Regions from separate parts of the Mus musculus genome. Here region 1 is linked to region 2. Evidence: chromatin loops called from intact Hi-C (ENCODE). Cell type or tissue: heart. All regions are shown on one strand. Links, peaks and the distances in the headings refer to the core of each region. The heading gives the core; the rest is flanking DNA. Region 1 overlaps Usp43 (ubiquitin specific peptidase 43). Region 2 holds the start of Cfap52 (cilia and flagella associated protein 52).

Region 1 (11,828 bases), core at 1,487-9,486, 66 kb before region 2:
CTGTGCTAAAATGTACACTGATACACAATGAAAATTAGCTTTTTTGAAAAAAGACCACTTTTACCTGCCAGAGATTAATATCTCTTAAGCTCTTTGCCTGTCTACAGCTCTACTGGTAGGAATTTGACTCCAGACAGGGGCTGTGAATTGTAACAGTCCTGAACCTAAGATGACACCAGCACCTCCTGCTAAGCGATGATTCTCAGAATGTGGTTCCTGGACCTGCAGCATCAGCACCTCCAGGACTATGATTGACATGCAGAGTCTCAGGCTCCTCCTCAGGCCTTCTGACTCTGAAACTCTGAGCCCAGAAGTCTGCTTTAAGTAGCCCTCTGGGTAATTCTAATACTCACCGAGATTCTTAATATCAAACATCTGCAGGTAAGTTACAGAGGAAATGAGCGTAGCGACTGCAAGCATTAAAGCCTCTCTGCCTTAGCACCCTGAGAAGACACCCCCAGTTCCCGTCCCCCCCCCCCCCACACACGCTCACTCATGCTGTCCCAAACAACTTATGTAAGGCACACACACGCTCACTCATGCTGTCCCAAACAACTTATGAAAGGCACTACTGTACCTGAGAGCGTCCCCAGACCAGGTGAAGGAGGGACTTGGAAAGCATACACATTGTCACCCTCTGCAATGGTATTCAGGTCCTCTTCATCAAAGAATGACCGCTGGAATCCATTGGGATACAGTTCAACCAAGATCACCTGAGATGAGAAGGATTGTGTTCTCAAAAAGAACCCACTAGATAAGAATTCAAAGACAGGGCCGGCGAGAGGGCTCAGTGGGGGAAAGGAGCTTGCTGCCAAGCCTGCTGACCTGAGTTTGATCTTTGGAACCCACACCATTGAAGGAGAGAACTGACTCCTACAAGTTATCCTCTGGACTCCATATGTATGCATACACACACACAAACACACACACACACACACACACACACACACACACACACAGAGAGAGACAGACATACGCTAAATAAAAGTAAAATTAAAAAATAAATAACTCAGTCTTAAAACTTATTTCTCCTTTCCTTCCAAGTGTCTACATATTTTAAATAATAAAATATAACATAATAATTTGATTAAGCACAGACATTTCAAATGCAGCCACACAAAAATTAAAAAAAAAAATCTAAACTTTTACACCTAACTAACCGACCATAGCACAAGTAGGATAAAAACACGCTAGATAAATAAAAACAGATCTCCATGAACAGCATTCCATTAAGAAGGGTTCAAAGTGGTGTTACTAATTTTCCTCAAGCCTGAAAAACACATTCATGGACACAAGATGGTTACACGGCAGGAAAGAGACCTGGCTTCCCGGAAACCGATCCAGCATCTCGATATAAAGACCTCACAGTGCCCATCTGAGGCACCGCAGCTGGAAAGTTCTCTTGTAAAAGAGACATTTCAGGCTTTAAAAAAACCAGCCGGGCAGTGGTGGTGCACACCTTTAATCCCAGCACTCGGGAGGCAGGGGCAGGCGGATTTCTGAGTTCGAGGCCAGCCTGGTCTACAGAGTGAGTTCCAGGACAGCCAGGGCTACACAGAGAAACCCTTTCTGAAAAAACAAAACACAAAACAAAACAAAACAAACAAACAAAAAAAAAACCAAAAAACCAGTGTGAACCAGAAGAAAGGTTTGAGTTGTAGAAAGGAAATGAACCGAAGAAAGTAGTAATTAGTATTACTAATTATATAAACAAAAGTTTAACACTTCATCACTGGCCACTCACCATAACATCATGAAACCAAGTTTGACTACAAGTGTGGGCGTGTGGGTATTATAGTCTGGAACAATAAGAACTACTATTAACTATCTACAACAACGTTTTGTGAGAGGGTCAGGGTCAAGGTTGAGGTAAGTTCTCACCTACATATCCCTGGCTGGCCTGGCCTGGAATCTGCAGGAATCCACCTGCCTCAGCCTCTCAGATGCTGGAATATAGGCATGAGCCATCAACACCTGGCTACTATCTGTAGTAATATCTAAATCAAAAAGATGCAAGAAAACTGAAGCACCGAACCAAGATCTCTGTGTTGCTTTGAGAAGATTTAACATTAGACTTTACTCATTTTTCCCACCAGCTTTTAGTAAAAATTAAAATAAATTAATATATGTATCCCAAGACAGGAGACATAAAATAAATACACCCAGATGCTTCCATTACCATAGACAAACATGTCAATCAAAGAAATCAAAACATCGGGCTGGAGAGACAGCTCAGCGGTGAAGAGCACCGACTGCTCTTCCAGAGATCCTGAGTTCACTTCCCAGCAACCACATGGTGGCTCACAACCATCTGCAATGGGGTCTGATGCCCTCTTCTGGTGTGTCTGAAGACAGCTACAGTGTACTCATATAAATAAAAATAAATCTAAAAAAAAGAAATCAAAACATCAAGGATGATGTTCAGTTCCAATCAGACTGTCTCTGTCCTGACACCACGTGAGTGCCACACTCCTCACAAATGCATCGGACATTCTGCATTCCTGACAGTCCTGTGGCTACTCAACCTCTGCCTCCATCAGAGTGGCCCTTTCTGTCTTCCATTATTGTCATGGCTCCCAATTGTGCTCTTCCCATCACCACCACCACCACCACCACCCTCTCTCTCTCTCTCTCTCACACACACACACACACACACACACACACACACACCCTTAGAACACTTAAGAGTTCATTTATTTTTACATTTATTTTACAAGGGCAGGAGCCTGGCATGTGCAAATCACAGCATGTGTTTAGAAGTCAGAAGACAACTTTCCAAACTCAGTTCCCTCCTTCTGCCATGAACTGGGAGCATCAGGCGTGAAGGCAAGCACCATGATAAGAAAAATATGCATTATTTTTCCCCTGGGTGAGAGTTTCACAAAAATCCTCCAGGTAGAAATGGAGGTCACGACTACTCAGACAGCGGTGGGAGGGGCCAGTAGATTGACAGAAGCCTTGGTAACCAGGGTGATTGATTGTACAAATATACAGATATAGCCACAACCTTAAGATGTGTATACTTTGTTGTATGTGTGTTATAAAGTACCTAACAAAAAACTTACACATAATTTTTGTTTGCTTAATTTTAAAAGGTTCTACCAGGTTACCTGAGAAACATAAACTTTCCATTTTATAGTTACAGAAACAGAAGACCGAGCAATCACTTGCAAGGCCCAAGTCAGAGAGAGCTGGAGAGCAGCCGAGTCACAGCTAGAACCCCACTCGGAGCCCCTCTGTGATGGTAGTCTTTACTGCCAACTGACTGCATTCAGGATCACCGTGGAAACGCAGCTGCAAGTGCCCATGGGTATATTTCTAGAAAGGTTTAGCTGAAGATGAAGACTCGCCATGAATGTGAGCAGCAGCCGCCCATGGCCTGGGGATGGGCGGAATGCTAAGAAGGCAAGCAGAGCACCAGCACCATCCATCTCTCTCTGCTCCCTGACTGTAGGCGGACCTGGGACCAGCTGCCTCAGTCCTGCCCATCCCCCAGCAATGGCAGGCTACAGTGTAGCCCTCAAAGCCAAAATGAACCCTTCTGCCCTTCTTCCCTTGCCTTTTGCCATGAAATTTGGTCACAGCAACTAGGAAACTCATGTGGCCTCTCATCTTGCCATGGTGTTTGTCACTGTATCACTTTTATCCCACCACACGTCACAGGGGTCTAATTCTTCACAAGGACTCCTTAGGAAGCAAAGTGAAGCCGAATGTGGCAGCTCACACATGTAACCCCAGCACTCAGGAGGCTGAGGGACAGAATTACCAGGGGTGTGAGACTAGCCTGGGCTTCACAGTCAGTTCCACAGCAGTCTAAACTACAGAGTGAGAAGGTCCCGTCTCAAAAATTAAGTAATTAACAACTACATATATGAAACAAAGACAGGTTGTTTGGGTATGTGCCTTCTAAGCCACAGAATGAGATGCTGTCTAAATAAATAAAAAATAAAAAATCAATCAATCAATCAATCAATCAAAGACAGGTCTGATGGTACATGCTGAGCCCAAGGCAGGAAGGTCATGTGGTCAAAGCCAGCTTGGGCTACAAAGGAGGCAGGCTTAAGCCAGCAGAACAGTTTCCCACCTTCTCCATCTCCTCTCCTATCACAAACCTTCAATATCTGCATCTCACTAAGCATCCCTCCGGTACCCCGCCGATATTCTCAGGAGTGGAAAAGCATAAAGCCACATGTGTTCCCATCCCAGCTTAGCCACCTCCTTGCTGTGTGACCTTGGACAATTCACTAACCCCTCTGAACCTTTTTCCTCACTTCCAAGATGAAGATCTCTGTAATATCTTCTTTATAAGAGTGGTCAAGATTAACTCACGAGATAAACTGAGCGCTGTGCCACATGCCTATATCTCAACACTGGGAAGGCTGAGGCAGAAGGATGGATAGAAATTTAAGGACACCCTGGAATATATATATAGGGGTACCAGGCCAGCCAGAATCATATAGTGAGACCTTATGTCAGAAGGGAGGGAGGGGAGACAGAGGGAGAAAACCATCAAGGGACAGGGCCCACACTTAGTAAACATGACTGGTTAGCTGCTGTTGGATCACAATTACCATCACCTTCTGAACTGCAAAGTGTCTCTTTGCGGTCACCCTGAGTAATAATGCAGAAGTCAAGGCCGGGTCACCACAGACACCGAGGGACAACTAATCAAATAGAAGCCAGTGAGTCATGCTGGAGTCATCTGGGAACCACACATTAGCCTGGGCAGCTGGCCCAGTCAGCATTCTGTCATCCAATGGCCAGGCCCCAGCCGTTCCAGCACACCTCCTCTGCAGGGACACCTCCTTCCTCTGCAACCATCTTCCTCAAGGCCGCCACTGTGCTGAGGATTGGCACGGCCAAGCCAACACGCAGAAACCGCTGGCTCTTTGAGGGGAACACCAAAGTGACACTCAAGAATCTGGAAAACAGAAAGGGAGCCAAAATTCTTAAAGGACTGAAGGGAATGGTCACCAATGCCATGGTCCATGGCTGGCAGGCTCAGTCCTTAGACACAGTTTGCTAATTAGGTCCCTGCACGTTAGGTGCCCAGCCACTAGGTGGCAGGAGAGAGTCAAATCTCCCAAACTGCTTTTCCATGGGGTTGAACATAAGAGAATTTTGAGTAGAAATTATACTATATAGATCTCCATCCGGTCCCTCTGATCCTAAGACTGTTAACAGTTAAACAGCTAAAACAAATGAATAAAATAAAATAAAATAAAACAAACAAACAAAGAAAACTCTGCATTTTGTAAATCAAAACAGCCAAGTGGCTTATTTTAGAAGAAATCAACCCTACTGGTCACTTTCCCATCAATGAAAATTTCCCTTCCAGTCTCTGCTTTCACTTCCCCTCACAGACCCCGGAGCCCACTCCTGAGGGACAGTGACTGCTGTGCTGTAGTAAGTAGCCAAGTCACAAGCTGGGATTAGAACCTGGGAAGTCTGCCCCAGAGTCACTGCTTTAACCACTGTGCTTCGTACGGAGACTCCTCAGTCACAGCCCACATTTTGATTCTATCAACGGTGGTATAACCCATGCTACTGTATAAGACCACTGTCATGCTTATGACACAGACAGCACAGCAGTTCTCAGCAGATGGAGGTGTGACTGTCATGTGTGGCTTTGTGAAGAAGTCCTGTGTTCTGCTAGATCCTAAGCATGCAGATGTGGCTAGGAAGGGGAGGAGTCAGGACTGAACAAGGTGGGAACACAATGAAGAAACACCTCCACCTCCAGGCCCACACTGGCTCCTACAGTCACCTTCCACAACACAGGCCAGGCCAGTTGTGTTGATGGCAAGGTGGGATTCTGGGAAAGAGACTGCACTGCCAGGCCTTGCTTTCAGACACTGCAACCCACTGCTCTCTCACCCCAATACCAATTTTTTTTCCTCACCTGTACCAAACAAGCCTTTTTTTCTTTCTCTTTCTTTCCTCCTTCATGAAATAATCTCCCTAGAATCAAGTGTGGTAGCTCATGCCTACAGACACAGCACTTGGGAGGCTAAGGCAGAGGGATCGGCTATAGAATGAGACTTTGTCCATAAATAAATAATAAATAGGAAAGACAGAAAAGAAAAAATTTTCCATACCTTTATGAGGAAGGGACAAGACTGTGAGATATGGCAGGGAAGAGCATGTGGCAACAGAAGCCCTTGTCTGATTGAAGTGGGGGCTGTGCTAGCTCCTGAGCAGGCCAGAGATCTAAGTCAGGACACTGCGTGGACTCAGCACAGACACACAAAAGCATCCTGTTCATCAGCTGGAGACTGCACACCCCTTTCTCTTTAATTGCCTATTACCTGAGTGGCACCTGACTGTACAACCAGTCTTAGAGACAGCTAAGTGAAAATGGCAGCTCCAGGAAGAGAAGGTTCTCAGGAAAGAGGAAAGAGGGACCAAGTACAGTGGGCATGTCGAAGCACTTGGGACACTCACGTACCTCGTCTGGCGCAAGGGGATGGGAAGGGACACACACAGGAAAGGGTCGAAGGTGTTGCTTTGTTTTAGGCAGTGTGGACAAGTCAAGGAAGACCTGTGAAGGCAAGAGCAGAGATGAACCGTCATCACACTTAGGTAGCTTGGTAGCCCTCAAACATCGCCACAGAATTACTACAGCACTTCCTTTCCAGCAGTTCCATGCAGAACTGAAAGCAGGTGTTCAATGATCACTTACGTGTGAATGCTGCTGCAGTCCTGCACAAGCCTCAGAGCCGGAACCAACCAGAGTACCCAGCAATAGATAAGGGGGTAGACAAAATGTGGTACATCCACACTGTGGAATACAACTCAGCCATAAAAAACAAAACAAAAAAAAACAAAAACAAAAACAAAAAAACAAAAACAAAAATACATAGTCCCCGGAAATATGTCAAGTACCAAGAAATGCCCAGATCTATAGTATCACTCTATTTATTTATTGTTTTGTTTTGTTTTGTTTTGTTTTTTCGAGACAGGGTTTCTCTGTGTAGCCCTGGCTGTCCTGGAACTCACTCTGTAGACCAGGCTGGCCTCGAACTCAGAAATCTGCTTGCCTCTGCCTACTAAGTACTGGGATTCAAGGCATGTGCCACCACTGCCCGGCTGTATCATTCTATTTATATGAGCTATCTAGAATAGGAAATGCCAAAGAGATGCACTTCAAATCGGTGGTTTCTAGAAGCTGGGGGCAAAGTAAGTGGAATGTGACTATTCCCTGGGTACCAGATTTCCCTGAGCCCCCAAAACACATGAATCGCTTTTTTGAGATGGCTATTTTATTTATTCATTTGTTTGCTTAATTGATAGGGAGAGTGGAAGGGTACCACAGTATGTATATCGAGTCAGAACAGTCTCTGGGAGTCGGTCTTTTCCTTCCACCATGTGGATTCTGGCATAGAACTTAGGTTATCAGGTTTGGCAACAAGTGCCTTTACCCTCTGAGCCATCTCACTAGCCTAGTCCACAGATGGATTTTTAAAGGTGCAGACTTCCAGGTTTTCCTGACATACATTACATATCAATGACATAGGGGAGGGACTCTGGCATCTTAAGTATAAAAACTTTCCAAGAGTCAGATGTGGTATTTCATAACTGTAATTCTAGCACTCAAGAGGCTAAGGTAGAAGGGTGGAAAGTTCCAGGCCATTATTGTAGGCTATATAGCAAGATACTATTTCAAAGATAACAACAGTAACAACAACAACAACAACATAGCAAGAAGGTGAACCTATATATAGATTCACCTGAGGTGTCTGCTCTTTGCCAGATCCTGGTGATACAAGTTACCTAATGGTTACAATAGGGATACAAGTTACCTAATGGTTACTATAGGGATACAACTTACCTAATGGTTACAATAGGGATACAACTTACCTAATGGTTACAATAGGGATACAAGTTACCTAATGGTTACAATAGGGATACAAGTTACCTAATGGTTACAATAGGGATACAAGTTACTTAATGGTTACAATAGGGATACAAGTTATCTAAGTGGATAGAAGTTTCTAGAAGGTTGGTAGCTATTTAGAAAACTGTCCCCAGTAGTCTGTTTCCTTGTCTGCTGTGTTGGTGGTAGTGTTGGAGCACAGGGCTTCAGAGATACTAGGTCCACTGTCTACAATACACCATACCCCCGCGCCTTTTCTGTTTAACACATCCCAGAGAATCAATGTAGTGTTTTGATAAATGACAGTGTGCCCTACAGCCTTCACTGGCCATGGCATTTGTAGATGGAGGTCCTGGGTTTAGTCCTCAGTACCTCAGGAGAAGTGGGAACTGAAAAGGAGATAGAAGACAAAGAACCCACAATTACCCATCACCCCCAGTTTCATAAAGGAGACAGACAACATCCATACTCCTCCATGGAATAGACAAATTATGACCACTCAGTACATCATCTTGGAGCTGCCCCATCCATCCCACTGCAGAAAATCATGTCTCGTACCTCAAAAGCCCTTGCTTGCACAGGCTCCCGGAGGACACTTTCTCTATATGACAGGCTCTCTGGCTCAAAGTGGTATTCTCTGCTGTCACCACCACAAACACCTCTTGTGCTCTTATAGATGAGAAATCTACTGGAAGGGCACTATAGATCCTTAACATTTGACCAACTCAAATATCACTTCCTGAGAAGCCCAGCCCTGAAGACCCATCCATCCCACTTAAAGTCAGGAACCTAGCATACACTTCAAAGTACCTTCAATTTAAAATACAAAAACCAAACCAAAACAACAAAACAAAAACAAACAAACAAACAAACAAACCACCCACCAATAATGCTTAGATAATAAAGCTCCCCCTGTGCCCTTGCCACTGACCAATCTTGACCTGCTTCTAGCTTGTTTTCTGTTTGTCTGGTTTTGAGAGTTTTTCTGTAACCTAGGCTGGCCTGTTTAACTATGTAGTCCTAGATGACTTCAAACTCAGCAATCCCTATCTCTCAGCCTCTCAAGTGCTGGGACGACAGGCCTTCACCATTGTGACTAGTTCTTTCTATTCCTTAAACTTGCTCTCCCAACACTTGAATTCACATAGATCATTGCCTCCTTAGGCACCTTGTCTCTGCGACTCCCACACCTGGAATACCTAGTCCCAGTGATTTGACTGGCAGACTTCTTGTCACTCCCCTCTTTGCTCAAATGTCCACCTGAAAAGAGGGCTTCCAGATTTCATCATCTAATGCCAAGTCTCCCACCTCTCAGGTCCTTAGGTCCCCTCTTATTATTCAAGATATTTGGAGCAGGGAAGGATGGGAGGAGTGTCTGTCATCACACCCTATACACACACCTGGACAGAATTTAAGATTGGGGATGGAAAGATGACTCAATGATTAAGAATATTTTTCTCTTCCAGAAGACCCCAGTTCAATTCCCAGCCCTCACATGGCAGCTCACAATATCCATACAGAGTTTAGGCTCATTCTGGAGAGCTCTGGACTACCCAGTACTCCCAGCAACCGAAGAGAAGGTGCACACTCCACAGTAGCTCCAGCCGCTTCCTCATGGTCCTCCCTCCCTGAAAGAGAGGGTGGGCCCCTCTCCAGGCCTTTTCCTGCTCCCCTAGAAGGTAGCTCCAAGGCATTCAGACACTACATGGGCCCCCTAAACTATCATTCTCAAAGATGGCGGTGCCTGCTTATTCATTCCCTCAGAAATCGCTGACAATAATGCAAATCCTTAAACAGAGAAGTTTTATGTCAACCCCTGCTGCTCAAATGCAAAGAAAGGATGAAAATATGGGACTGGAAGTTGGGAAATTCTAAAAGACTAAGTATCACCTGCTTGAAGGGAAGTAATTAAGAAAAGAAACTCACTAAGAGCTCCGGGGAAACACAGCAGAGCAGAGGAAAAAGGAACAGTCGCCAAGACCAGAGAGCAGTTCTGCTGGAAATGGTGGGTTTTGGCTCACGGCAACACCCACAAGGACAGACATTGGAACCCATTTGAAGAAACAAGAAAGCCTGGCTCAGGGCAACCAAACGGATCACAGACAATCACAAATAAACATGGGATAGAAAAGCCACAGAGGGGAGTTAGCCAATGCATGGCTCAGACTTCACAGAATCTGCTGAGGGCCGAGCTTCTCATGCACTTACTGTGAGTCCCTGCAAGAAGCCCCAGTGCTTTTGTAAACTCACCATTGAGAAGGTAGATTCTGGGACTCACTGGCCAGTGGCCTAGCCTAACTAGCAAGTCCCAGACCAATGACAGATTCTATCTAAAAATCAAACAAAACAAAACGAACCAAACCAATGAAAACCAAGGAACACCACCAAAGTTGACTTCTGCACACACGTGTAGCCATGTACAAGTACCCACAAACACACACAGATTATTATTAAAATATACTTAAGCACATGTTAAGTATACATATATTTAAGTTATATAAATAAATTCAATATTTATTATTAACGTCACTCAGTGGTAGGACACTTGCCTAGCATGTATGAAATTCTGGGTAAAATCCTCAACTTCTCAAAAAGCAGTAGTAGTAAATTATATAAATATAATGTATACCATTTATACTATTCAACATATTTTACTACCAATATATAATTACATATTACCTTATATATGAAAGCACATATATTTCATGTGGAACATAAGCACAAATATTTTCACAAACAATATAAAACATAAAATGTGTTATCAAATCCTATGTAAATATTACACATTGACTCTAAAACTCTCTCAGGGAAGTTGAGAGTAGAATGGCAGTTACCGCTGGGCATGGTGGCGCACGCCTTGAATCCCAGCACTTGGGAGGCAGAGGCAGGCGGATTTCTGAGTTCAAGGCCAGACCGGTCTACAGAGTGAGTTCCAGGACAGCCAGGGCTACACAGAGAAACCCTGTCTCGAAAAAACAAAACAAAACAAAAAGAATGGCAGTTACCAGAGGCCAGGGAGAAGGGATGGCAGATAGGGAGATGCTGACTAATGGGCACTAACCCACAGGCAGCAACACAATCACACAGGCAGAGTGATTAGAGATAGCTGAATGGTCTGCATTAAATAAAAAGCTACAAGAGAGGATTGTGTAAGATTTTCCCATGCACTAATGATGAACATTGGAGGATACGTATATATTGAACATGACACTGTGCGTTATAGACACATGTCAAGTCGGCATACCATTCACATATTCAACTTTGGTTTTGCTCCAGCCTTTAAAAGGTGGAATCTAAACCCGATGTTAGAAACATACCTATGTGGACATCTCACGTGAGAGAGGCTTTCTGCATCCAACGGCTTCCCTTAATTCTTGACCTCTGTGCTCGGTCCCAGCTTGGAAGTAACAGTCATCTTTGTGGAGTATGTTCCTATCCATTGGACCCTATTCAGCTACCAAAACTCATGAAAAGACACATACAGCCAAACAGTCCAGGGCTAAGGTCTCCTCTTTGACATCTTGTTAATGCAGGTATTTTCACTAAACCCCATGATTCTTATAAACATTCATACTCTCTTACAGAAATACCCACAGTGCATACTTCTTAAAATCAAAGGCCACGTGATGATTTTATATCCACCACGTTGAGCTGAGCTCGCAGTGACTAACGCAGCTGAGCCCTCTGGCCATGCCAAGCAGACAGGAAGAGTCTCCCCAGCTTCACTGTGTCTGCAGGATGGTTTATCCTGGCCACCACATTTCTGCTCTACAGAACCATCCTCCAGCCTCTCCTTTAAAGAAGGGCAGAAGGCCATTCCAGGAAGCCAAAAAGAAAACCTCAAGGCTGAAGACAACAGGAGAGTGATTAGCTGGGGCTGGGAGAGGAAAGGGAAGGAACTGTAGTGCTTTGTTGTTTTGTTGTGCAGGGTCAAGCAAGGGCAATGAGATAC
Region 2 (11,828 bases), core at 1,199-9,198:
TTAAATAAATAAATAAATCTTAAAAAAAAGTCTTTGACACATGACAATTGTAAGATTTTATTGGCTACACCTTTCTTCCTTTTTCTTTTTTCTCTCTCTCCTTTCTTTCCTTCCTTCTTTCTTTCTGTCTGTCTTTCTTTCTTTCTTTCTTTCTTTCTTTCTTTCTTTCTTTCTTTCTTTCTTTCTTTCTTTCTTTCTTTCTCTTTTGAGACAAGAGTCTTACAATGTAGCTCTGTAGGATCTGGAACTTGATATGTAGATCAGGCTGCCCTTAACCCCACTGAGAGCCACTTGCCTCTGCCTCCCCAGTGATGGAATTAAAAGTGTGGGCCACCATACCCAGCTCCTTCTTTACGGAAGTTCTTTTGAGAGTAAATTTAGTGTTTTTCACCTATTCCTCCTAAGGCGATATAATTTTGTTCCTAATTTTGGGCTCTTTATAAACATTCATATGGCTACCCATATGGTAAGAGTAAAATAAGATCATTGCTTCACCCTTCACAGGAATAACACATTCCAGGTGGATCAAAGATCTAAATGTGAAAAACAGGATCTAATGTTTGCACAGGTGTGGGAAATGGCTTTTTAACCAGGAAGATAAAAAAGTCAGGTTGATTATTACCCAATTCTGTTTAAATCTGAATTTCTAGCTGCAAAAGGCAAAATGGAAAGAAAAGCCCAAACCAGAAGGGATTTGTAACATACAGAGATTAAAAGGGATTCTTGCTGAATATGCCAAGAGCTTCTAAAGAGCAAGAACAACAACAACAACAAAAATGACAACAACATGAGCAAGGAATATGAATGGGCACTTTATAACAAAACACTCTGAAAATCAGTAAGCATGTCAAAAGATAAGCTTTTAGGGCTGGTGAGAAAGTCCTGAGTTCAAATCCCAGCAACCACATGGTGGCTCACAACCATGTGTAATGGGATCTGATGTTCTCTTCTGGGGTGTCTGAAGACAGCTACAGTGTACTTACATATAATAAATAAATAAATCTTTAAAAAAACAGATAAGCTTTTATTTTGGGGTTAAGGATAGGTTGGGGTCAAGGTTGGGGTTAGAGTTGAAGTTAGTATTTGGGTAGGTCTTGCTTTGGAGATAGTACTGGGGTTGAGGTCTGGTGTGTGGTGGTTTGGTTTAGAATGACTCCCATAAGCCGGGCAGTGGTGGCACACACCTGTAATCCCAGCACTTGGGAGGCAGAGGCAGGTGGATTTCTGAGTTCGAGGCCACCCTGGTCTACAGAGTGAGTTCCAGGACAGCCAGGGCTACACAGAGAAACCCTGTCTTGAAAAACAAACAAAAAAATGACTCCCATAGGCTCAGATTTGAGTGCTTGGTTCCCAGTTGGTGGAACTGTTTAGGAAGGATCAGAAGGTGTGGCCTCGATGAGGGCAGGGGTGGGATGTTACTGGGTGGGGTTCAAGGTTTCCAAATCTAACGCCAGGCACAGTCTCTTTCTCTCTCTGCCTACTGCCTGTGGATAAGATAGAAGCCCTCAGCTACTGCAAAATTGTCATGCCAGCCTGCCTCCTGCCATTGTTCCCACCATGCTGGTCATGGACTCACCTTCTGAAGCTATGCCAGTTAAATAAATGCTTTCTTTTATAAGTTGCCTTGGTCAAGGTTGTTTGGTTTTGGACTGGGGCCTTGGGACTGAGGTGCATATTTTATATATCAAAGCAGACCTGGCTTCCAGGTTCTCCCAGCATCCTTCAGTCCCTGGCTGGCTGGCATACCCTGCCCCCAACCTTGAGCTTTCCAGCCTAGGGGTTGGGCTGTTCATCCCCCAGAGGCTCCTCTCCCTATAATCCAGACATTTTGATCTTCCCTCTCTTGCTTCCCCTTCTCCTTCCCTCTCTCTGTGAGCAACCTTTCTCTCTTTCTTTCCCTTCTCACCCTCCCCACGGTGACTCCCCTGGCCTCAATCCTTGAGGGCCAGTGAACTTGCCCAAGAGCAGCTTCCCAATAAACCTGCCTTTAATATATTCTAATCTGGCTTGAAGTGGCTCATTTTGCCAGCAGAGAAATAACTTAGCAATGGTGTCTCTTCATGGCACTAGAATCTAAGGCAGAAGTTAGTATCAGAGAGTATGACATTGCTGTAGCAGGCCTGTTCCTGCTTCTTGTTAGTGGAATGTGGATTTGGGGACTTTGACTTAGGGCAGAGGATGAATTGCTCTAAGTAGGCTGAATGGGCCATCCTAGGAGGAGCATGGAAGACAGTAGTGCTGAGTGCAGTGTGGACCATGGAGGCCCAGCTCAGGAGGCTTCAGAGGTGAGTAGTGTCAGCGAATGGACTAGAGACTATTTTTGTGATATTTTGGCAAAAGGACATTGCTTCATTTTTGCCCTTGTCCTAAGAATCTTCCCGAGGCTAAATTCACGATTTTTTGCCTTAATGTTAACGGACAGAGGAGATTGCAAGACAATTTAGGACTGACCGTGTCATGTGGCCACTCTTAGATCCCTAATGAAAAGGAGAAAGTGGGACAGAAAGAAATATAAGATGTACATTTGAGGAGAGAAAGAGCACCAGGGAGAGTAATGTTGGAGTCAAGTCTCATGCAGGATGATATAAGGAAGAGAGGGAGTAAGACCCTCAGGTAAAGCCTTACCCAGCTAATCTTGAAATTTGCCATAAGGAAAGCATCAACAAGTCAAGGCTTATGCAAATGGATGCAAGAAGGGAATCAGTTTTCTAACAGCTTTAGCCACCTGGTTCTGGCTTTGTTGGGATGAATACAGAAGTAAAGGGTTTTGGAATCTTCTGGCAGTCAAGGAAATCCCCCTGAGGCTTGGGATGTGGCAGGGGTGCCCTTACCTGGTGGCCTGGAGGGGCCACAGTGTGAGGCTAGCTGTGAAAGTGACGCCTGGATTGCATTGGAGACCCCAAGATGTTAGAGAGTCCAGAGCCATGGTTTGTCTACTGAGGAGAGCTGTAAACGGGGTGTGGACAGAGTCTTAAGAGAGAGAATCCTGTTGCGTCAACAAAGCTGGAAGGAGTTGGAGATCCTAAAAGCCATCTAAGCCAGCGGTTCTCAACCTATGGCTTGAGACACCTTGGGGGGAGGTGTGTCAAATGACCCTTTCACAGGGTCACTTAAGAACATGGGAAAACACAGATATTTACATTATAATTCATAACAGTAGAAAAATTATAAAGTAGCAACAAAACAATTTTATGGTTGGAGGTCCCTGCAATGGGAAGAACTGTATTAAAGGGTCACAGCATCAGGAAGGTTAGGAACCATTGAGTCCTTTGACAGCAAATATAGGTGTGCAGAAATTGGGGTTTGCCCTCCTGGTTTTTGGTCTCCCTTTGTTTTTTTTTCCTCACCATGCCACTCTTTGCTCCGTTTTGGAATGGAAATTTATATTCTGTGTTATCATATGTTGGTGTATGCAATTGGCTTTTGATTTTGCTGGGAGTTACAGTTAGGAGATTGCCTCGAGACCCAGAAGAGACTTCGGACTTTTAAACAGTATTGAGACTGTGAACGACTAGGGGGACTTTGGCAGTTCCATGAGATGCATCTACATTATGATATGGCTGCCAAGCCTATTGGGGCTAAAGAGTGGAATGTGGTCCTTTGGATGGGAATAGCCTGCACAGGCTCGTAAGTTTGACTGCTTGGTCCCTAGTTAGTGGGACAGTGTGAGAACATTTAGGAGGTTGGCCTTGTTGAAGATGTGTCACTACAGGTTGGTAGTGAGGTTCAAAAGCCCACACCAGGAACAGCCTCTTCTCTCTCTCTCTCTCTCTCTCTCTCTCTCTCTCTCTCTCTCTCTCTCTCACTACTGCCTGTGGATAAGATACACATTTTCAGCTTCAGGGCTCACCCTCTGACACTGTAAGCAAGTCCCCAGTTAAATGCATTCTTATATAAGTTGCCTTGTTCACGGTATCTCTTCACAGCAATAGAAAAGTGTCTTAGACAGGTGTGCATGTCTTTAGTTATAGTTAAGATTCTTAGCTGCAAACAAAAAGAGTCAACTCTGGCTCAATATAGCAGACAAATAAGTTCAAGAAAGGAACACAGCATTGATAGGAAGTGTAGAAAATCTACTTGAAAAGTGGGCAGTGGTAATGAGAAAGCCAGGCCACGTGACACAGGACCCAGGCTTCCATGATCCTGATGCCTGGGAGACTCACAGTGCAACAGTGCTTCACTCCCTCAAGAGGAGAAGTGGTATGTGTGTGCACGTGTGCATGTGTGTGTGTGTGTGTGTGTGTGTTGTGTAGGCCTGAGGATAATGTTGGATTTTTTTTCTATGGCCCTTCACCTTATATTTTGAGATAAGGCCTCTCAGACATAATGGTTGGTTAGGCTGATTCTGGGGTTCTGCCTGTCTCCTTCCCAGGCCCTCCAGTCCTGGGGTTACATGCCACCATGCCCAGCTTTTCACATGACTGCCGAAGACCCAAACTCAGGGTCTTCATGGTGGCACCATAACCACTTTATTGATGAAGCCAACACTCTTTCCTAAAGGTGGTGTAATTGATTCTTCTAGAAATTGCAGATGAAAAATGCCTTATTTTCAGGCTGGTGAGGTGGCTCAGCAGTTAAGAGCGCTGACTGCTCTTCCAAAGGTCCTAAATTCAGTTCCCAGCAACCACATGGTGGCTCACCCGTACTGAGATCTGATGCCCTCTTCTGGTTCATCTGAAGATAGCTACAGTGTACTTACATATAATAATAATAATAAATAAATAATAAATAAAAAATAAATAAGTCTTTTAAAAAAAGAAAATGCCTTACTTTTATCTTCTTATGTTTATATATATATATATATATATAAATATGTATATATATATATATATGGCCTTTGCTTATTTGAGAAATAAAAAGTGATGTCACTGTTTTAATAACACTTTTAGGCTTTTAACGGATAGACATTTATATTTATGATTACTAACATTGTTATTATTGCCATTATGTTTTTCAGGAGCTTAGCTCTTTCTACAGAGCCAGAAAAACAAACCATATGGTTTATTTTAGACTCTGAGCCATACGGCCGGTGTTGCAGTCAGTCATCTCTGCTAGTGTAGTGTGAAAATAGCCATAGACTGCACCAATACAAAGGACATGGCTGAATTCCAATGGAACTTTATTTACAAAACACACAGTGGGACCAATCTGGCCTGCAGATCCCTGACCGATCTGTTGTTGTTGCTTTTTTAACTTATAAGAGCTCTAGATATAATGGAAAAATCGGTTGAATGTGACCAGACTCTCAATAGCAACAGCCTGATGTTTCCATATCTGACACAATTATATTCTGTTTGTTTACTTGATAAGCTCACATCAGAGTACAATACCTGGTACAGTTACATATATGCATCACCGTTTTCAAATTCAAGTTTAATAACACAACTGTTACTATGAGTTCTAATTTTGCATTCAACTTCTCAACTTTTTTTTTTTTTTTTTTTTTTTTTTTTTTTTTTTTTTTTTGCTTTGGCCATCCTAGAACTCAGTACTCAGTATGTAGATTAGGTTGGCCTAGCATATGATTAATTTCATGTGAACTCTAAACTCTGACCTCAAAGTCTAGTCCCCGCCCCCGCCTCCTCCCCCTTCCTGGATCTTCACTCTCCATTTCTCAGCCCCCCCCCTTTTCTGGCCATTTGCAATGATCTGCACCCCAATCCTTAGCCTCTGGTTAAAGACTATTTAAATTCAAAAAGAGTCTTTTCACAATAAAAAAAATCAGTCTTTTCTTGGCTTCTTTCAATAAATAACTTTTTCCCACGGGCTCGGGAGAAGTCTAGGCAAGAGTGTACACAACTCTTGCAGAGGACCTGACCTCACTTCCTAGGACATACCACCTGTAACTTCACTGCCACCAGATCTGGCGCCCTCTCCTGGTCTTCACGAGCACCTGCACTTACATGTCCATTCCTCCACCCCATACACATAATTAAAAATAAAACAAGGAGCCCGAGAGTTGGCTCAGCAGTTAAGAACCCTGGCTTCTTTCCCAATGGACCCAGCTTTCATTCCTAGCACTCACATGGGACTCACGTCTGTCTGTAACTCTAGTCCTGGGGGATCTGATGCTCTTTTCCGGCCTCCTTGGGCACTGGTTCACAGATATGCGCTCTGAGCAAAACACCCACGCAGGTTTTTTTGTTTGTTTGTTTTTTTTTTTAAGCAACCCTTTTCCCAAACTTTGATACACTTTAAGATTCTTTCCTTACTGTGTTAGCAAAAATTCAGTTACAGGCTAGAGAGATGCCTCCGTGGTTAAGAGCATGGGCTGTTCCTCCGAAGGACCAGGGTTCAATCTCAGCATCCATATGGCAGGGCAAAATACTAATGCACATAAAGTAAATTACTTAAAAAAAAATCAATCACAGATCTTGTGTGTCTTTGCACTGACCGGCTCACCAGAATATTTTTTTGCAGTTCTCCAGGGATCACTTCTTATCGGTAATATTTGTCCATCTCTACAGACAGTGTTGGCTCAGATACAGAAAACGCTGGCTTTCAATTAAAGCAGCACAGAGCAACGAAGACTCAAGAGTTAATGCCAGGAGCGCTTAAACCTTTATTTACTCTGTAATCGTTCCGCACCGCATCCTTTCAACGGTAAAGCTTTCAGGCACTACATTCGTTTTAAAAAATCAATTTTCCCCCTAAAATTTAACTCCTTGCCTTTTCGCTACACGCCAAACACGACCCCCAATCACAGCATTTCTCTCTCAATATTTACCACGACAGTCACAAATAAAGTGTGAGCACCACAAGAAGGCCCCTCCAGAATTAAAAAGGTTTCTCCCTTAATGTCCTACTTCCCTTCTATCCTGGTCTTAAACCTTTGAGTTCTTACTTTGGGAAAGACCCTTATTCATACTCCTACCGAGTTAGGCTCATTTGGTCTCTGGAGGAGCTTTATCTGAGCTCTTACACCCATGCCAGTTCCTGAGGCTCAGGAATGAGGCCCAGATCTGCCACCATCCTGGGGCGGGTGGTGCCTGGCCACACTCTTGCCGCTATTCCCACTGCCTCTCAGGCGCTACCAGGTCAGCGTCTCACTGTCCCTGAGGCATCAAATCATGGTTGCTCAAGGTCTCACCATTGAAGCCGATCACAGCCTGAAGCTCCAGTTCTGCTACATCCAGCTCGGGTAAAACTTGTTCTTCCATCCTGGAGAGTTTCAGCTCATTGATTCTTCAACTCCAGGGTGCAGCGTCTCCTGGTCGTCATGGTAACTGGCGCACGCATGCGTGCTAGGTTCATGCAGGAGCAGAAACCCAGCCCACTGTGTTTGAGTTGATTTCCCCTCTTGCAAATGTTGGGAGGACTTCCTTAGTATGTATTTTATCCATTCTGGAAATGTAGGTGGTAGGTTGACGCTAAGTGCACAAGGTAAATTTCCTCCTCTCCCGTGTACAGGTCTGTGACTTTTTAAAAACTATACAATTAAGCCCCTCGTGATGATTATTAAAAATAATTGAACACAGAATAATTGAGCACAGAGAATTGCCTATGATGAATAGGTTGCTATAAAAAACATGGCATTGATACTTCTTTTTAAAAGAAAAATTTAAAAAAATCACTAAAAACGTTTTAGTACAGTATGCAACTATTTTTATGTATGTATGTATGTATGTATGTATTCATGCATGTATGGTACATATGTTGCCTGTATGTATATTTCCTGCCTCAGCCATCCAAGTGCTGGAATTCCAGGCTTGAGTTATCACACCCAGCTTGTCTTGCTGTTTTGAATTAAGAAGAAAAATACAGAGAGCCGGGGTTGACGCGTTTCCATTCCCTGGGAAAATGTTTTGATTCTGCTCAACAATTTAACTATTTTTCTTGCGTCCAGCAATTCATGTGAATTAACAAAAATAGATTCTTGCTACCCACTCCCTTAGGGGTGCGCTCTGGGTAGCGGGGACGTCGTTCTGAGGTCAATTAAAACAGGTTTCACTTTGCAAACTCTGGGCTCGGGTCGCGCACTCTCCGAACTGCGGGGAATGAGCCGCACGGGCCGCCGTAGTCAGCTGCTACGAGCAGGAAGTGTCCCAGCTGCGGGCGGAGACTGCACCATGGCCCCGGACCCCTGGTGAGTTGCCGGTGATGGCAGCAGAGTATGGGGATTAACTTGGGGGTGGAACTGGCTTCCAGGGACTGGCAGAGACCCTGCCCATCTTTGAGCTTGAGGCTGGCGGCCTTAGGGATGAAGATCAGCGAGAATCCTCCCCCTGTTGAGGGGACTCAGCCACGTACTGCCTACTCGGTGCTAACTCTGTGGTCCTAGGGTAGGCTATGACCTGGGGGAGCTGGGACTTGAGCAATCGAATATTTGCCCCCCTTTTCTGGGGCTTCTTGCCCATCATGCTTGTGGCTGACTGCATGCATAGACTTCCCCAGGCTCCTGTAAAAGTGAGGTCAAAATAACCTTTTGGTGGGGTATCCCTTCACCCAGTAATCCCCAGAAAGGTTATAAACTGAAGTTCACACTCCATGGTCACCAGTTAGTAGCTAGTTGGGCACGGGTGCTATGGGCTTTTCACAGAAAACTTGTAGGACATTGGGAGGGGAAATTTTGCACTTTTCCTGCATCAGTAGCATGAAGACTTATGTCAGCACGAAGTAGGAAGTGCCTGATAAGGTCCATTTATTCAGCAAAGAGACCCCAAGGAGAGAATGATGAAAAACATCTTTGTACAAGGAACAAATTGCTATAAAGTCCTGACCTTCCTGATGAATAATTTATAACACTGCATTCCTATAAAGTTTGTGTTGGAGAATATGCCTTATGGTGGTGTTTCCGGTACAATTTGTAGTTGTTTGATGGCAGATAAATTTGAATATTAAGAGAGTGGATCCCAAGGTCAGAATTAGAGTTATCTGGGATCTAGGCTATTTGGGCCAGTTGCTGAATTGTTTGTTGTTGGTTTGTTTTTCAGTGTCTCGGGGAGCCCAAGTTGATCTTGAATCCCTGACCCTTTTGCTTCAGTCTCCAAAATGGTGGCTCTGCTACCAAGCCCAGCCAAGTGCTGAATTTTGTCCTAAAGTTTTAACTATTGTATACACCCCTGGTAGAAAATTGAGAGACTGCTGAGTATCTGAAGGGAGTAAAAAGCACCCCTATCCCTCGGAAGCAATCAGTGCTCACCTTTTTTTCCAATGCATTTATTGTTTGGATCTATATCCTGCTTGTATTTTACAAAGCAGGGAGGGAGCATTTCTCCATGTCCTTAAAAGGTAGTCTTAAAAACATGATTTTTAATGTGTATCAGTGCATCATCTGAGTGTACATAACTTATTTCAAATTTTAGCCCGGTTGTAGAACGATTGTTTAGCACACGCAAGACACCCTGGGTTTGGTCCCCAGCAAGACCAGAAAGCTTTCAGCTGGCAAACGAGAAAGCCGCTGAGTCAAACAGTTAAGACTAACAGTAAAAGAGTTGAAATGCTTCAGTGTCTTGGGTAAAATTCTCCCGTAAGTCTGATCTCATTAGACCCCCGTGCCACGCTGTGCAGAGAATTGACTTCTGCTCATCTGTCCTGCTTGCACTATACCTTCCTCCCAGGACCACCGCGTGGCAGAACGTGCCAGGCATGCTTTCTTCTTTCATCTTTGCTTATGCCATGTGCCTTCCACAGTGCTTAGACTCGGCTCCTCCTTCCCATAGGGAAATCTGCTTTAGTCTTGTTTAGAGTCGGCCCAAATTGTCCTCTTGTGGCCCAGCCCGTACGAGTGCCTCTCTCATCAGTCATCTCTCCTTTCCCCAGCTCTAGAGGCACTTAAGTTAGGTCCCGTTCCTAAGCAACAGGATTTAGTTACGGGGTTTTACATGTTTGATGTGCCGTCACAGAGCTGGACTGAAGCTCCTGTCTTCATAGATTATTTACTTATTGCATGGAGGCAGTAAGTAAAGTGTGGGGAAGCTGGGGCTAGGACTTATTTTTTTATTATTCTGATGTTTTTTTTTTTAAACACCTGCTCTTTTTCATGCACACCTATACCAGATTATACTGAATGATTCATATGGCTGTATACATGAATCTAGGCTTAGGGGTTGCCACAGCCTCTGAAGTGCTTGTGGAGTTCACAACACAAAGTTCTCTGTATAGGACCTGGAGCCGCATCCCCAGCCCAAGCTAGACACTTCAGTGGCTGAGCCTAGTGCATTGCGCAAGCTATAGACAAATGCTTCCCCATCCATCTGTGCCCTTAGTAACGCCCAGCCCCTTTTCTTTAAAGTTGGAGACTGATCTCTAAGTTTTACCCAGGCAGCTTCTAGCTGACTAACGTTGAAGTTACAAGTCCCTTGTCTCAGCCTCAAGTAGCTGAGGTTATAAGCTACTACTTCCAGTGCTGGAATATTTTAGAGACATAAGCTAGTTATTTTCTTATGGGTAAAGCTGGGACATCAGGGCAAACAGAAGTTTTCAATATTTTGCAATGGGCAGTCCTAGAGAATACATCATTCACTTGAGCACATGAGTTCCCACTTCTTAGGAGCAGACTGGTGTGAGAGATGAGACCAGAATTTAAAATGCTGTGAAGAGGAAAACACAGGGTGCTGTTGGGTGTTGACTTGAATTTTTTTCTTTTGAAGATTTATTAATTTATTTTATGTATGTGAGTACACTGTCACTCTCTTCAGACACACCAGAAGGGGGCATTGGATCCCATCACAGATGGCTGTGAGCCACCATGTGATTGCTGGGAATTGAATTCAGGACCTCTGGAAGAGCAGTCAGTGCTCTTACCTGCCGAGCTCTGAATCTTTTTTTTTTTTTAATTTATTTTTATTTTAAGTGTGTGGGTGTTTTGCCTACACGCATGTGTGGGTGTCATGTGCTTGCCTGGCAACTTTCATGGGCTAGAAGAGGGTATGAGACAATTCTGAACTGCCATGTGGGACCTGAGAATTGAACCCAGGTCCTCAGGAAGAGCATCAGTGCTCTTAACCGCTGAGCCAGCCCCTGATTTAGCTTTTCATTTGAATCTTTCCAAGCCCAACACTGTTGAGCAGCAAGTGGAAAGCCAGTCAGCGTTCTGAGAGAACTGTGGCAGGCTGAGGAGTCTGCCAGGCTCTCCTGTCAGAGCGGTTTTTTTTTTTTTTTTGCTGCAGATACACAGTTCCTGCTGTCCCTGCAGTGTGCTTCTGCACGTCACTTCTCATCTTTCCTCTGTGTCTCCTGCCCTGAAACAGTGTCTCCTTGTCACTGTGTTCTTTTAGACCAGGCTGGCCTCGCACTCCTTCCTCCACCTTTGCAATGCTAGGATTAAAGGCATGCAATACCACACTCAGCCAGCACTTTCTTTTAAAGAACTTTAACCTGACTTTGACTTTGATGCAGGTTCTCCACATACGATTCTACGTGTCAGATAGCCCAAGAAATCGCTGAGAAGATTCAAGAACGAAATCAGTGTGAAAGAAGAGGTGAAAAGACACCGAAGGTAATACATGGAGGAATCAACGTGCTAAGCTCCGATGTCTGAAACCATTGCTAGATCTGGGGCATGCGGGGCGTTGTGGGGTGGTGTGTATGTGTGTGTAAGTCTTTTAAATCTTTGAAATGTGTTTTCATATGTTGTAGCGAATTTTACTTTTTTTGCCACTCCCCGGAGATATAAAATCCTCTATATTTCATTCACTGACTTTATATAGCTGCTGTTCTTCATACTTTTGATAGCCACTGGCATCACACTCCATAGAGTTCACACCTTTGGCAGCTGCTGGCACCCTACCCTTGGGTGTGTGTGTGTGTGTGTGTGCATGCACCTGTATGTACTTGTGTGCATGTGGAGGCCAGAAGTTGTTTTGTCACTTTCCACCTTGTCCTTT

The links. Hi-C counts contacts between places; a loop is a spot of excess contacts. Peaks named below come from ENCODE experiments on the same cell type or tissue, not always from the same donor. Only the 100,000 strongest peaks of a DNase experiment are listed, where the experiment ranks them.
Region 1: it touches region 2 in a loop (4-fold over the local background); 5 of 42 quality-filtered maps call a loop at or near these places.

Annotation. Positions count from the first base shown.
Region 1 is chr11:67,892,436-67,904,263 of GRCm38, forward strand. Usp43 (ubiquitin specific peptidase 43) reads right to left here. Exons shown (of 15, transcript NM_173754.4): 4 at 6,449-6,541; 5 at 4,786-4,921; 6 at 578-713. Among named protein-coding and RNA genes, the nearest start is that of Usp43, 24 kb to the right of the region's middle. In heart, for the core only: CTCF peaks have their summits at 5,047 (motif pointing right) and 5,246; a DNase peak (open chromatin) is centred at 4,746.
Region 2 is chr11:67,958,432-67,970,259 of GRCm38, forward strand. It overlaps Cfap52 (cilia and flagella associated protein 52), which reads right to left and starts at 7,211. Exons shown (of 14, transcript NM_027963.2): 1 at 7,091-7,211. The coding sequence starts at 7,160. Stx8 (syntaxin 8) reads left to right here and starts at 8,027. Exons shown (of 8, transcript NM_018768.3): 1 at 8,027-8,086; 2 at 11,341-11,440. The coding sequence starts at 8,070. In heart, for the core only: CTCF peaks have their summits at 4,655 (motif pointing left) and 5,877 (motif pointing left); DNase peaks (open chromatin) are centred at 7,230 and 8,020; H3K4me3 peaks cover 2,317 bases; H3K27ac peaks cover 1,082 bases.